Regions from separate parts of the Homo sapiens genome. Here region 2 is linked to region 1. Evidence: read pairs that join two places in POLR2A ChIA-PET (ENCODE). Cell type or tissue: GM12878. All regions are shown on one strand. Each heading gives the region's core, and the rest is flanking DNA. Links, peaks and the distances in the headings are about the cores only. Region 1 overlaps GLCCI1-DT (GLCCI1 divergent transcript). Region 2 overlaps UMAD1 (UBAP1-MVB12-associated (UMA) domain containing 1).

Region 1 (8,349 bases), core at 44-8,043:
CTCAGCCTCCCAAGTTGTTGGGATTACAGGTGTGAGCCACAATGCTTGGCTTGAATTCTTAAAAAGAACTTATGATGTAAGTTCTATGATATAAGTAAATAACTCGGGTTGTACTTGTAGGCCATCATGACAAGGATGACTGCTTTTCTGTGCTGTACTTATTTCTTGGTTCTGATTCTTTATCTTACTTAGAAGCAGCTCCTTCATTGTTTCAAGTTGCTTTCATTAATTTGAGTCAGTTTTACTTCTATGGTGTTATCCATACACTCTTTCTTTTTTGTTACTTGTTTTGTTAATTTTGATTACATTTAGAGGCAAATGAATTTATGTGCACTTCCCTAGATCAAGGTGAAACCATGACACATCTATGTGGTAAAGTATAGCTATGACATAGAAATAAAGGGTACCTCTTTTTAAGCAGTTTTCTCCTAATGTAAGTCCAATAGTGCTGAAATTGTCTTCAGACTTACAAGTTTGAGTAGATTTTAGTATGTCATCTGTATGGATTATGAATTTGTAGGCTTTGGGTCTGAAAGCTGTAATTATCAATGTTTGAAAGACATCTGTGAAGGTGAGGATATGGAGACAATTAGCCAAAAGTTAGATATATAATTACCACACCCTGCCTTCCTATCAGGAACTCTGGATATTTAAAACAAATTAGGACCTTTAGACAGGCCCTTCTCTTATCAGGGTGCATCATCGGGTTGCCTTGAATGTAGGTAATCAATCTCTTAGCCAGTAAGTGTCCTCTCTTGCATATACTATTAGCTCACAGGTCTTTCAGAGACCAACGTGGAAAAGAACCATGCCTCTCAATTACATCCCTGGCTCTTGCTACAGAGGGAATTTTTATAGTGAAGAAAAAACACTGGGGAAAAAAGTCACCCAATTTTTATAGTGAAGGAATCAGAAGACCTGGCTTCTACTTCTAGTCTCTCATGTGCTATCTGTGACCCCAGCCAAGGTTGTGGGCCTCCATTTCCCCATCTGTCAAATGGAGACAGCATACATGTTCTAACGTCACAGAATTGTTGTGGTGATACAAAAAAGTCATAGATCTGAAAGCGCTTTTAAAAGTTCTGTGAAGTTTCTATAAAACCCAGGAAATTGGGAAAAAATCATGCAGAGTCACATCATTTCCTTGGAATTTGGAACATTTGTTTCTCTTCCCATCTGTGACTAAGTACTACACATATATGTTTTGATATTTATGAAACCATTGAGTACATAGTTACACTATGAATAGTTACGACTGGAAGGTATTGAGAAAAATGACAAAATTCCTTGTTATTGATAATTAACAAAGGAACTAATCCTTTCAAGGGTAAAGCTACTTAGACCTGGCTCACAGCACTTATGCTCTAACTGATTTTCTTTAAAGAAAACTCCTGAAGAGTTTTCTAAGAACAAGTGAAGCAAGATTGGACCCTGAGTACGGAAAGTGGGCAGCTAAAGCTTCTTTCCTCAATAACAAGTTTAAGTGCCTTATTTATTTTTGTATTATTAAGTGACACTTGTGAAAATACTTTGTTGAGTAATGATGCTGTGGCAAAACTAAAGTTTATTTAGGACACTGCTCCGCCCAAGGTGAGCAATTAAAGCAGGTATGTAAACCTGCTCCCCTGGGCTCCTCCACTCAACCACTTAAGTAAGTAGTGCTAGAAATGAAAAAGGGTGTGGGGCAAGATACATGGCATGGCTGGGGGTGAGAAGAAGTTGGAAGGGGAAGAGGAGGCCCCATGAAAGAATGAAAAAAAGTGTGAAGGTTGATAGGGAATCTATAACTAAAAATGGATTCTAACTGATGACTGATATCACTATATCAAGTTAATACAAATTGAGATGGCATAAGATTGATTAAAAAACAAACAACAAAAAAATTCTTTTTCCCGCATGGTATAATAATAACCACCTTATTTTAAATGTAGCCAGGAAGGGTTGTGTTTGTTCATGTGATCAGGTTTCCTCACTTCCCACACCTGGGGAAGTATCGGCTAATATTGATTTAGCACTAATTTATACCTGATGGTCAGGATCAACTAGAATGGAGAAAAACTGGTACAAATTAGAGGGGCTTTGTGTTCCCAGAAAGCAGTTTGGGCTGCGACTATTGTGTATCAATACAAATCACTTTTTCTAGGAGGAAATGGAAATAAATTTTTCAAGGACCCGTATCTATTCTCAGCTGCTGTACTGCTAGTGTGCTCAAGATTTTGTTTAAATATGTTAGGAATGGATAAGATCAAGTTGCATTCTTATATTTTACTATGTTAGTTTATTAATCTGGGAGCTAAGCAAACCAGAAGCAGAACAGGCTTTAAAATATCTGACTCATTATTATATTATACATAATAACTGTTAGCTAGTCAGGTCCATTTCCCTTTTCCTCAATGAAATTTGCTATAATAAAAAAAATCTATAACCTAGTCTTATATATTTAAACACCACTGTAGATTATTTGGAACCATAGAATTAGATACCAATCATGTAAAATGAGTAGACCTCTTAGATTTTTTAAAAAAAATTCTACAGGTAGAATTTTAAAAGGTGTTTTCTTTTGGTAATTTCCATGAATTGATGTCAGGTATCAATGTTTCTATGTATTTGGCTGAAAATGGAGATAATATTTTGGGCCTGAAATTATACTTGGTAAACTTTCATTTATTTCATATCTACTGTTGCGCAAATTTGCCTGATCATAAAGATCACCTGAGGAACTTGTTAAAAATTATACAGTCCTAACCCTCCCACCAGCAGACCAGCTGAATTAGACTCTCCAGGAAAGGGGACTGAAATCTGTGTTTTTAGCAAGGGACCCAGATATGCCTGATGATCTGACACATGTGGAAAATACAGTTTTGTTTCCTTTTCGTATTCCTCATGATGCCAGAGCTCTTCAACCCTATATTCACTTCTGACTATCTTGCTCTCCACTGATTGCACTGTTTTCTACTCCACCCTACCTGTATTAATTTGTTTTGTGCTGCTGTAACAGAATACCATGGGCTGGGTAATTTATAATGATACCACAGACTGGGTAATTTATAATGAACAGAAACTTACTGGCTCACAATTCTGGAGGCTGTGAAGTCCAGTATCAAGGTGCCAGCAGTCGGTGAGGTTCTTCTTGTAGCATCATCTCATGGCAGAAGGTGTCACATGCTGGAAGAGCAAAAAGAAAGAGAGAGAGAGAGAGAATGAATAAGGGGGGTGAACCCCCACCTGCAATAGTGAACCCACTCCCATGATAATGCCAATAATCCATTCATAAGGGCAGAGTCCTCATTACCTAATCACCACTTAAAGGTGCCACCTCTTAATACTATTACAATGACAATTAAATTTCAACATGAGGGGGTGGGGGCAGAAAGAAAGAAAAAAAAGTTCAACGTGAGTTTTGGAAAGGACAAACATTCAAACCATAGCGCCATCTAAGAAGTAAGGCACACTTCATCAGCCACTGTGGCCTTTTGTAGCAGTGAGTGTCTGCTATGGTGGTAGTGGAAAACAAGTCTTGGGCAGGGAGGTAAGGGATGGAATGAAGGGTTGGAAGTATGGTTCAGAAAAGTCTTTCAAGAGATTCTGATCTTCTCCTTGACAATTGGTTTGTAGATGACTTTGCTACCTTCTGAAGTGGCCACACTCAACCTCCCTTTGCTCGATCCAAAACTCTGTCTTACTTTTGACCTCTTATCCTCCTTCCTTCCTGTAGTAGAAGGGGAAACATTGTGCCTTTTTGTCAATGTTGTGCTCTTGATCAAATCCTTTAATGCTAATGGAAACTAAATCTATTAATCTTCCTCCCCATTCAAACGCTTCTTGATGTTTTTCTCCTTCGGCTTCTTTGGCTTATGGGTATATCGATAGGAATATTTTCTCTTTTCTTTTTTCTTTTTTTTTGAGACAGAGTCCAATGGTGTGATCTTGGCTAACCACAATCTCCGCCTCCCGGGTTCAAGTGATTCTCCTGACTCAGCCTCCCAAGTAGCTGGGATTACAGCATGGGCCACCACGCCCGGCTACTTTTGTATTTTTAGTAGAGATCGGGTTTCTCCATGTTGGTCAGGCTGGTCTCAAACTCCCGACCTCAGATGATCTGCCCGCCTTGCCCCCCCAAAGTGTTGGGATTACAGGCGTGAGCCACCGCACCTGGCCTGTCTTTTCTTTTAAACTAGACTAACATGTACTTTCTTTGGCTCTGCTCAACCCCAAGATCCCATTTTATATCATGCCTTATTTTAATTGTTACACTCTTAAAAGGAATATTCTGCATTGATGCATCTACCTTCGTACCCATCTTGCTAACTTAGTTGTAATCTGGCTTCGATTGGGCCATATTTTATGGACACTATTGGCTTGAAGATGATCAGTGATGAGATCCAGTGCTTTTTGCTTAGCTCTTAACCTGCTTTCCCATTCAGCAGCATGTGACATTGCTGATCACCTTGTCCTTTTAAAAGCTGCATCAATTAGTGGTCATTTGATATAACAGCAGAAACCTACTCAAATTATTGACATGACAAAAGGGATCTGAGTACAAGACTATAGGAAACTCTCCCACAGAAAGTATAGTAGGACTGTACAAGGACTGGAATAATGAATGATGAAGCCATCAGCAACAAGTAAAGTTATAACAAGTAATTATTGAACACGTGGTATATCCTAGGAACTACATAGGTGTTAAGTGATCAAGTAGTGAACAGAAGAGACAAACAAGGTCGCTGCCTCTAGAGACTTTACAATCTAGTAGGAAAGACTTGCCATTAGGAGGTAAACAAATGTGTATTGACAACATTTAATGAGCAAAATAGATGGAAAAAACTGACTTAATGATAGATTATTATAGGTTATTAGTGATGGGTGAGGACTCAGGAAGGACATTCTAAGACATGGCATTTCAAGGGAATTGAGGAGCAGGGAGGTAGAAGTGATTTAGGCTGAGGAGACACCTGTATGCAGGCCATGCAGGAGCGTTTCAGGGGAAGTGAAAGGAGGCATTGTGGCTGGAACTGAAAAGGGGAGGAGAAGAGTAGAGCAAAAGTAGTCAGGCCAGGTCAGGCCTTTTAAGCTATTTTAAGGAATTTGGATTTCATTGCAAAGTTATTGGAAGACACCAAACCTTTTTTTTTTTTTGAGATGAAGTCTCAATCTGTTGCCAGGCTGGAGGGCAGTGGCATGATCTCGGCTCACTGCAACCTCCACCTCCCTGGTTCAAGCGATTCTCCTGCCTCAGCCTCCCGAGTAGCTGGACTATAGGCACGTGCCACCATGCCCAACTAATTTTTGTATTTTTAGTAGAGACGGGGTTTCACCATGTTGGCCAGGATGGTCTCGATCTCTTGACCTTGTGATCCACCTGCCTTGGCCTCCCAAAATGCTGGGATTACAGGCGTGAGCCACCGCGCCCACCCGACACTGAACATTTTTAAGCAGGAAATGTGGCTCAACATATTTCCAAGTTTACCCTGACTAATAAGTAGAAACTAAATTAAAGAAGGCAAGAGTAGAAGCTGGGAGGCAAGTTGAGTAGCTGCAGCAATAGATTAGGTAAGAGATGACAGTAGTTTGACTTAATGTAATAGCAGAAGAGATAGAAGTGGATGGATTAGACATCCATTTATTAAAAACAAATGAGAGGACTAGCTGCTGGGTTGGAGGGGGCGATGGTGGGGAGAAAAATGAGAAATCAAAAATATTGTCTAGGTTAATTGTTTGGAATAACTGGATAGATGGTGAAACCATTTGCTGAAATGGGGAAAAAATGGGGACAATTTTCTCAGAGGTTAAGAGAAAGCAGGAATATGGAAATTAAGATTTTAGGCCCATTTTAGACACATTCACTTCAAGTATTCATGGGTACTTGACGTATCAAGCAGGCAACTGAATATACAAATATGAATCTTGGAGGAAATGTCTGGGCTGGAGAGTTTCATTTAGGAGTTGCCAGCATTTTGCAGTATTTAAAGCCATGGGAATGTCTAAGATTACCAAGAAGGTGAGTTTATACAGAAGCAAGCAGAGAATAGAGGCCAATTTTTAGAGGGAACTAGAGGAGGAAGAACCTGAAGAGCACTGAGCAGTAGTGGTTAGAGAAGTAGGAAACAGAACAGGTGAGTACAGTGTCCCAGACTCCTATAGAAGAGATTTTTTTAAAGAACTGAGCCTGACCAGCAATGTGGAAAACTGCTAAAAGCTGGAAAAGGAAGAGGTCCCAGAAATATCCACTGGGTCTGGCAATATGGAGGCAGTTGATATTGATTAGCAGTTTTCAGTGGCATGAAGCCAGATTGGAATAGACTAAACAGGAAAATAGTAGATTAATAGGATTAAATAGGATATCAGAAGTAACATGTAGACATCTCTGTCAAGAACTGTTGCTGTGACAAGATCAAAGAATTTGGACCATAGATGGAAAGGGATGGCAGAAGAATCTTTGTTTTGCCTTTTAAAGTAAATGTTGGCATAACAGCATGTTCAAACATTACTGGGAAAAATCAATAATTTGATGATGAAGAAGATGGAGATAATAACTGCAGAAATGAAGTCCCTGAGAGACAAGAGGGTCAGAATTTAAATCAGAAGTGGAGGAGATGGCTTTCGATAGGAAAGGAGAACATGTATTACCTGTACAGAAAGGAAAAAGAAATTGATCCAAATGTTGAAAAAATCATAGATTTGATGGTGGGACTGTAGTGGAGATGTATCAGCAGGAATGGGTCTGGAGTTGGGGTGGTTTTGGAGGATTGAATAAAATGCATAAGAAACAAAATAATCATCATGGGAAAGTGAACTTCCTCTCAGACTCTCTCCCTCTTTCTGGTCACCTGGTGTGATTTCTCCTTCTTTCTGTAAGTCACTTCATTCTTTTCTCTCAGAAGGCAGGTTTCCTCTGCTTCTCTGTGCCCATGACAGAAAATGGCCACTCTATGCACAATTCTTTATAGAAAAATATTTTATTTCTTAATTTCAGATTCCCAAAGGAGAAAATTTAATTGGCCCAGCTTTAGTCAGTTGTTGAACTCGGGTGAAATCAACCATGGCCAGAGGGGCAAGGTTATTTGGGACATACATAGCTGTCAGGCCCAAACCCTCTATGTGTTGGGGGAGGATTGGTTCTCAGAGAAGAGGGATATTAGTTTGTCAGATGACCCACGAAGCAGCTACCAAACTTATTTTCTGAGACCCTGAACTCTATTTTAAGGAGTACTTCTGCCCTGCCTTCTTTTCTAGTATTGTTTTCTTTCATTTTTTTTTTGTTGTTGTTGTTTTGTTTTGTTTTTTACTTATCCCTCCATGACTCACGTATAAATTTTCACAATTTTGTTTTTCACCTTCTTTTCATTTCTATGCTTTTCTCCTTTGTGACCATGGCTTCAGCTACCATATGGACATGGATAGCCCCCAAATCTATATCTCTTGTCTTCTCAACTTCACTGTCGTTTAAAAGCTGTCTCTATTTGGATATTCTCTGGTTATTTTATTTATAGCTGAACTCATTATCTTTTCACCAAACCTCCTCCTTCCCTTAGCTGCCTTGTTTGTGTTAAAGCCATGACTATCTTCTCAGGCATCCAAGCTTGAATCTTCAGAACTGTCTGGCGTTCTCTTTTCAAAGTCCACATGATCATCAGCTGAGAAGGAGCATGACTTTCACCTTATTTCACTCTCCATGTCCTTTGTCATTCCCCTGACTCATGCCACCTAAACTAATGTGGAGTATCCTCTAAACCTTCTACATCGTCTTCCAACCATCAATCTCTAATTCAATGCTTTAAGCTATTCTTGCATTAATCTTCATAAAGCACAGCTCCACTCATGTTCTCTCCACCCATTCAAGAATCTTCAACAGCTCCTCACTGCATATCCAATAAAGTGCAAACCTTACCTGGCAACCAAGGGCCGTCATGACCCGTCATCAACAGGCTAAGACTTATCTTCCATTAACCATCAGCCAAAGGCAAACTGTTCAATCATCTTCTGCCTGGTTTTGTGCATTCCTACCTACATGACTTCTTCATACTCTTCTTCCTGAAGCCTTTTCTCAAGTGAGCTTTCCTTTCCCTCACTTCAATAATACTCTATTTACATCCTTTTTATATAAGGCAAATCTGTAGATATGGCTTTAGCTTTGTCGGCATATCTTTTTACTCCTCTTTACCAAAGTGTGAGAACAGGTAAACCCTACTGAGTGTAAAACAGTGTCTGACACTTCAAAAACATTCAATAAGTAACCTGACAAGGAGTTGCTATGGCTTGATGCTAGTATTGTTGCTACTAAGCCCGCATTTAGCCTTATTAGGGGCATTAATATGGACCTTTTCAATAAGATGCTGAGTAGGGCACTCT
Region 2 (8,349 bases), core at 284-8,283, 110 kb before region 1:
AGTGTTCCTTTCTGGCTTGCCAGTGGGAATGAAGGAATGCTTTTGCGTAATGCCTGAATACTTATCCTAAATTCATAGCCGCCTTCTACCTGACTAAATAAAAATGTATGCCAAAATTATTTTGAGGACCACTCTGGTCGCCTCTTCTTTCTCTTAACAAGAGGCTGGCACAGCATTTCCCACATACCCTGTATGCCGTCACTTGCAGATGTGATTATTGCAGAACCTTAATCTGAATCTCAGAGTGGAAACTGGTTGACATGAGGGCACAAATTCTGACACAGTCCAGAATTTTTTTTTTCTTTTTGCTTTCAACAGCCTCTTTGCCGCAGACTTACCATTTCTCCTTTCAAGGTGGAGCTAAATGTTTAAATACTATCACATAGGTCCTGGTTGTTTTAAAGTGTCCTACCTAGTTATGCCTCTGCTATTAACTTTTATTTTGTATTGTTAGTAGGTCCTCTTAAAGGAGCCCAGGTGCATTTTATAGCAGTGACTGGCGTTGGTAGTATCTTCCCCAACATCACTGTGTTGGAATTGGCATTCATTGATGTTAAGATCAAAATGACAGCTCTTCTTTTGTATGACTTCACCTAACACATGATTATCTGGATTCATTTTTCTTATCTTTTTTCCATTTTAGTTCAAAGTTAGACTGTAAGAAATAAAGTTAGACTCTAAGAACACAAGGCTGATTCATTAAGTAAGTACATTTTTTCTTAGGCATCTACCATCCACAGGTTTCTCATCCCTACCCTCCAGTGCCATGTAAGATGCTAGTGATCCATCTAATATGTTAAACACATTCACATAAAATATTAGGGACCCCTTAATTTACTGTTTACAGCCTTTATGCTTCTAAAAAGATTTTTAGTTTGCATTAAGAACTTATCTTTTTACAATTTATACTTTAAAACAGTAGAAAAGACATAGATAATTTCTGTTTAGTACAAAAGAATCCCCACCCAAGGTAAATCTTTTTTACGTAAAAAAATTTACATAAATTATTACATAATAGACTTCTAGGGCTGCACTGTCCAATATGGTAGCCACAGTCACATGTGGCTATTGAACATTTGTAATGTGGGTAGTCTGAATTGAAACTTGCTGTAAGTGTAAAATATGAACTGGATTTCAAAGTCTTAGTGTCATAAAATGAATTTAAAATTTTCATTAATAATTTTTTATACCAATTATGTTTTGGACTGACGTTTTAGATATATTGGGTTAAATAAAATATATTATTAAAATTAATTTTAGCTATTTCCTTTTCCTTTTTTACTGTGGCTACTGGGAAATTTTAAATTACATATGTAGTTCTTATTAATTTCTATTTAACAAGCTGCTCTATAGGGATCAAGATCTTCTCTTCTAACCCTGTCATTTTAGACTTCAGGAAACCTCATAGAATTTAGAGAATTTAAGTGACTTGCTTTAGGTCACATAGCATTTTAGTATAGTAGTAAAGCTTGAGACTAGAAATTTCTTTTAAATGTTAAGACTAGTGCCCTTCTCAGTGAAACTAGCTTTTTGTGACTCTGACACTTTTATTATAAGAGGAAATGTCTATTCTTCAGAATTTTTCACTGAACTCTTTAAAGCAAAGAGTCTCTCTATACTGTAGGTAAATGTTCCTTTTTGTTTGTTTCATAAATTTGAAATATCAGTTATTAGCTATTCTTAAAATGGCGATGGTTTTCCCTATGAAAACCTTACATACAGAACCGTTATGGCAGCAGAAATATTTTTTAAATAGATCTAGTTAATACCGTAGTAGAGTTTTCAAATTTCCTTGCACACTTGTAATACAAATATGTCATAAATTACAAATTTTTATTGGGTATCTTCCAATAACAGCTATCATGTTAGCATATAACTGGGAAATGATGCCAGTAAGAATAAGGCCTCCAGGCTATGTATTTCCTTGGTAAATTGTTAATACTAGGCAACTATTTATTTTCTCTTGCTAAGCTTTAACACTCTCTTTGCTAGTATTGTGAGAACAGTCTATCTTTGAGTGAGAGATTTACTCAATCATAGTAAAGTAATCCAGAATTCAGTTCTTAAGAACAGTGTCGAGTAGTGCTGCGTGATGTATGAACTGTGACCTTGGGCCATTTATTTAATGTGTCTGTGTCTCACCTTCCTATCTGTAAATTGGGGTTAATACTATTTATCTGTAAGGTAGTTGTGCAGATTTCAATGACACGTGTAAAGAATATATAGCATGATATTCCATAATATCTCATAGTGTCCATTTTATCTCAAAGAAAAGGTAAAGATCAAGTATTTATTCTTTTCTTTAAAATATCTTTAGTCTTCTCCTGTTCCCTAGAAATCCTCTACCACTGAACTAACAGTTTTTGGTCAAATCTGGTCATAGTGACATCTTATTTTCCATAGATACGTAAAAATTTGTAATTATTACCTGCAAGAGATATTACAATTCATACAACACTAATAGCTGGAGATACTTTCATTACAAATACAATGTTCATAAAATATCACATGTATAAAATAAATGTAAACAGATGATACTATCTTAAAAAGCTCAGCTGAGTAGTAATATTTTTTAATTGGATTTTCAAAATCATGGTAAAATTTTGATATGTTTTGATGGCTATTCCAAATACTGCTATTATAACATTGAATTGGATTTTAAAACTTGATGTGTACTGAGAGTTAGATTGTCGAAACCAATACTTTTCAATAATAACTCTTCCAGAATTTCAAATATTTTAACATGGAAGTATGGAAATTGAGTCACATAAGTTTACTTAAAAGACTTTTCATTCTATTTTAAAAATATATTTGATCCACCGCATATTCTCACTCATAGGTGGGAATTGAACAATGAGATCACATGGACACAGGAAGGGGAATATCACACTCTGGGGACTGTGGTGGGGTCGGGGGAGGGGGTAGGGATAGCATTGGGAGATATACCTAATGCTAGATGACACATTAGTGGGTGCAGCGCACCAGCATGGCACATGTATACATATGTAACTAACCTGCACAATATGCACATGTACCCTAAAACTTAGAGTATAATAAAAAAAAAAAAAAAAAAAAGACAGCAATGCAAAAAAAAAAAAAAAAAATATATATATATATATATATATATATATATATATATATATATATATATATTTGATCATAATAATTGTTTTAAAGTGATACAGCTTAGGGTGACCAATGAACATGGTTTGCCTGGGACTGTCCAGTTTTAGCATTGAAAGTTCTGCATTCCAGGAAGCCGTTTAGTTCTGAGCAAACCAAGATGGTTTTCACTCTAGCTGATGCTTCACAGTTTACATAGCTTTGTGTATATATATATATATTCTCACTGGATCTCTGTGAGATAGGAATGACAGTATTGTCATCACCATTTCATTAGAGAGGCCACATGCTCAGTTACCCTGGCTACCTGAATTAGCTTCAGGTCCCATTCTTTATGACATTGTCTCCTTTCCTCCAGATTTCAGTTGAAACCTCCCCTCCCCAGTGAGCGTTTCTCTGAATGTGCAGTCAAAATGAGTTGTCTTTTTCCCTCTTCATCCCTACTGCCCATCCCATCTCATTTCATTGCATGTTACTCCCCCTTATAACACTTCCCACAGTTGGTTTCCTAGTGTTTTGCCCAAGTTCCACACTGGACTGTAATTCTCACCAAGGCAGCATCATGACTCTTCCCGACTCTGGTGCCGGGCACATTATAGGGACTCAAATCTAAATGAAGCCTTGCTATGTTGCCCAGGCTGGTTTTGAACTCCTGGCTCAAAGCAATTCTTCTGCCTCAGCCTGTCAAAATGCTGGGATTACAGGCATGAGGCACCCAGGATGCACATTTTTTAACTGCAAAAACCGAAACCATTATCTATACCCATTTGGCCAAATTTCTCAAAGCCACTTGGTTTTTTCTACATGTAGCTACAAAATTCTTAAGATATTTTTAGTTGACAGTCATCTTTTGATGTATCGAACCAATATGAATTAAGCCAATGAGGAATTTTTAAACTTATTAAATAAAGAAGTGAATTGTTGAAAGATACCTGTAGAAGCTCCTTTGAACTAATGATGTATTACCTGGCATAGTATTTTGAAAAATGATAATTTTTAACCATTGTTAACATTATTAATCAACTACAGTATAACCTGTTTCAATTTACTAGTCTCTGTTTCATTTTTCCCTCAAATAACTGATTTTAACAGACTCTGTTGTACTACTAAATGTTTCAAGATATATATTATGGCCAATCTGTGTTTTAGTTTGCCATCTCAAAATAAAATGACACATGATTAATGTTTTCAGAAAGAAAACACATTTTAGCAATTTTTGATACATTGCTGTGAAATTGGTAATTGGGCTGAAGTTACACGAGTGTTGGTTGGTTTCCTGCAGGAAGTCTTCACTTTCTATATCAACAGTTGATCTGGTGTCTAAAGTGTTCACAGTTTGGTTAAAATTATACTCGATACCAAAGATAGTACTTCCACCAAGGAGGGTAGAGTCAAATAACACTTATGGTGTTCTCAAAAATGACAATAGAGGATATGCCAAATCAAGCTTACTATTATTGAAATGTTTGCTTGAAAAAGTTATTTTTCTGAGCATTGTTAAAGGAAGGGAAAGGGAGAGATTTATGAAATCTTGCCTGGAAGGTGACACAGGGGTTTGAAAGCCAGTAAATAATTATAAAAATTATAATTATTATTCAGTCATCAAACTTAAAGGAAAAGACAACCAGAAAGTCAAGTCTGCTTTTAGGATTATTAGGTCAATTATCAGTATTTTTGAAGGAAAGAATTTTTTAAGCTATCCATATGCTGGCAATTTTTTCATATTTTACTGCCAACTTTATTTAAACTACTTTCTCAATTTGCAAGGATAACAATACAATTTCTCTTGTTCTTTGAAAAACTCTATATGCCACATTCTTAAAGTATTATTGTTCTACCTGTTATGTAAGTTATGGTTCGATTTTATATTACGTGCACTTCTTGGAATGAAATATTTCCCTTATGTTGAAATTTGGGATAATGCTGAGTATGATGGACTTGATGGACATGTTCAAATTTCATTGTAGAGAGTGAGGTAATAGTGACTAACATTTATTGATTACTTACTGCATTCTGCATTCTGTATTGAGGATCTTTGCCAACATTATCTCATTCAATCCTCACATCTTACAAATAGATTCACTTATTCCCATTTTGACTGCCCATCCCATTTCTTTTCATTGCGTGCTGCTCCTCCTTATAACACTTCCCACAGTTGCTTTTCTTGTGTTTGAGAATAAAAAGTGACTGAGGTACAGAAACATAAGGTAGCTTTTCTAAGGTCACACAAATGGGGAGCTGTTAACTACTATATTTATGTTGTGTCCTGCAGTTCAACACAGTTCACTATAAAAGTAGTTGTAGGGTTATGCACATAGAAGTTTACCCAGTGTAAAGCTAAGGAGTGTGGCCAAGAGCAAGACAGGTACTGTGGTCTAGTGAATTCTGGGAGGTCTTCTGAAGGAAGGATAGAGGATGAAACCACTCTATGACCCAACCCTGCGATGGTCATTCAACAGTATTTATTGAGTGTCTACTGTATACCAGGTATTCTCTCATATACTGCACATACAACAGAGTGGACAGGGACCCTGCCTCATGGAGTTTACCATTTAGTAGGAGATTCAGACCAAAAACTAAACTAAAATAAAAATAGGCAAACAAATAAAATTACATCAGACCATGGTAAGTACAGCAAATGAAATAATCTGTGGATTGAAACAGCAGTGTAGAGAATGGGGTGAATGGGGTCACATACTTTAAGATGGAGTGGACAGAGCAGGCCTCTCTGAGTGGTTTTAAGCTGAGACTTTTAAGAGTTAGGAGGATATGCTCAGTGGGAAGCAAGGAGTTTTAGATAGAACTGTGGAGCAAAGGCAAATTAAAATATGATGCCTTTTCACATTCAGATTGGCAAAGATTAAAAAGTCTGAAAACACCCATTTTTGATGATGTTGTAGGGAAAAGGAAAACCTTCATGCCCAGTATAAGTCTGTACAACTACTCTAGAGACCAATTTGGCAATAGCTAGTAATTGTGAAGATACAATTTTGTATATAAATCCTAGAGCAATTATTCTTAAAAGAAGTTTTAAAAACTATCTATCCCCATGACATTTTTAAGCTATCATAAAACTTTTCCTTTATAACTTTAATAGTTACAAAGATAAGAATTTTTTACAAATTACAAATATTGATATTTAAATATGAAACTCTTACATCATTCTTTCAAACATATTTAATAATATATCCAATGGAATTGAGATCCCACAGCAATTTGATACATTACATCATCCATTTAAAAAATACATGAACAAGCTAAGCTCTTTCTCAATTCAGAAATTTTGCATCGTTCCTTTTTCTCCTTGAACTCAGATTTCCATCTACTTCCCCCCAAAGAATTGTATCTTTTATCTTGAATGTCTTTTATTGATCACAATATCATATTTCTTGGCAACAAAGAAAACTGATATAAGTTAATTTAAAATATATGTATATTTACCATGACCATAAGGCCAAGTGTTATAAAATTTCTTCTGACTTATTATTTTAATTATTTCTGGTATATAATCAGTCAAAACAATATAAGTAATTCCATGTTTTGACAATTATTAAACATGAAGGTAATTTTTTAAGAAACATATATCTTAATGTGATGGAAGAGCTTGATATTTTTCAATTAATTCATATATCTGAGGACAATTATTACTAGAATAATGCTAACGATAAAATGAAGTGAAGGATTTGGGGGTCTTACAAAGGTGTATTAGTGATTTTTAAGCACCTTATAAGTAGAATATACATTTCTTTTAAGTTCATCTAAATATTATAGATGGGTTGCAATAAATTTTAAAATGAATGTGGATTTATGATATCCAAAAATATTTGGGGAAAAAATGAAATACTTCTTTTATGAGTCTAATTAAGTGTTCAAAGATATATAAAACCTAACTTATGACCAGTATATATATTTTTACTTGAACATGTAGCTTTGATATGTTGGAAGTAAAAGTGAAATTTTCACAACTAATCTATTCTGTCTCTTATAGATTTACCTATTCTGACTGGTTCATACAAATGGAATAATATAATATGTGGTCTTTTGTGACTGGCTTCTTTCAGTTAGTGTAACGTTTTCAAGGGTCATCCTTGTTGAAGCAGTACTCCATTCCTTCTCATTCCTTTTATTGTTGTATAATATTCCATTGCGTGGCTATACCACATTTTGTTTATCTATTCATCAGTCTATGAATATTTGAGTTGTTTTCACCTTTTGACTATTGTAAATAATACTATTCTGAACATTTATGTACAAGTATTTGTTTGAATGCCTGTTTTCAATTTTTTTGATACATACCTAGGAGTAGAATTACTGGGTCTTATGTAACTCTGTTTAACCTTTTGAGAAGCTGCCAGAACATTTTCTGAAGTAGCTGCACCATTTGCACTCCCACCAGAAGTGTGGGAGTGTTCCAGTTTCTCCACATCCTGACCAGAAGTTGTTATTATCTGACTTCTTGATTATAACCATCCTGCTGGGTGAGAACTGGTATTTCATTGTGGTTTTGATTTGCATTTCCTTGGTGACTAGTAATATGCTTATTGGGCTTTTGTATATCTGCTTTGGAGAAATGTCTACTCATATCCTTCGCTTATTCTTTTTAATTCATTGTCTTTTGAGTTGTTGAGGTTTCTAAAAAATATATTCTAGATGCAAGTCCTTTATCAAATATATACTTTTTAAATATTTCCTCTCATTCTGTGGGTTGCCATTTTACTTTTTGATAATGTCCTTTGAAGCATAGAAGTTTATATTTTTGATGAGGTCTTATCTATTTTTTCTTTTGTTGCTCATGCTTGTGGTGTCATATGTATGAATCCATTTCAAAATGTGAGGCCCTGAAGATTTACCCTTATGTTTTCTTCTAAGAGTTTTATATGTTAGCTTTTATAGGCTTTTGATCAACTTTGAGTTAATTTTTGTATATGGTTTGAGATAAGGGTCCAGTTTCATTATTTTGCTGTGACTATCCAGTTGTCCCAGCAATATTTGTTAAAAAGACTATTCTTTCCACATTGAATGGTCTTGGCACCCTTATCAAAAATCAGCTGACCGCAGATACGTGGCTTTATTTCTGGATGTTTGGAAAAACTCAAACTGTTTTTCCTCTACTCTCACATCAACATAACAGCAGCCAACACAGAAGATTTCTGTGACCTCAAAATATGTGGGGATATCACTCTACCAGCAAGCAGGCAATTAGTTCTGTAGAAGACACCTGCTGGG

Evidence for each region. ChIA-PET counts read pairs that join two places held together with the same protein. Peaks named below come from ENCODE experiments on the same cell type or tissue, not always from the same donor. Only the 100,000 strongest peaks of a DNase experiment are listed, where the experiment ranks them.
Region 2: POLR2A ChIA-PET joins it to region 1 with 6 read pairs; 4 of 35 experiments call an interaction of 5 or more read pairs at or near these places.

Annotation. Positions count from the first base shown.
Region 1 is chr7:7,955,454-7,963,802 of GRCh38, forward strand. GLCCI1-DT (GLCCI1 divergent transcript) reads right to left here. Exons shown (of 5, transcript NR_110018.1): 2 at 3,067-3,165; 3 at 408-563. Among named protein-coding and RNA genes, the nearest start is that of GLCCI1-DT, 9.1 kb to the right of the region's middle. RefSeq lists an enhancer at 4,750-4,879. In GM12878, for the core only: no CTCF peak of the experiment used is centred there; a DNase peak (open chromatin) is centred at 5,008; H3K27ac peaks cover 1,563 bases.
Region 2 is chr7:7,844,002-7,852,350 of GRCh38, forward strand. All of the region lies in intron 3 of UMAD1 (UBAP1-MVB12-associated (UMA) domain containing 1), which reads left to right. Among named protein-coding and RNA genes, the nearest start is that of GLCCI1-DT, 120 kb to the right of the region's middle. In GM12878, for the core only: no CTCF peak of the experiment used is centred there; no DNase peak of the experiment used is centred there.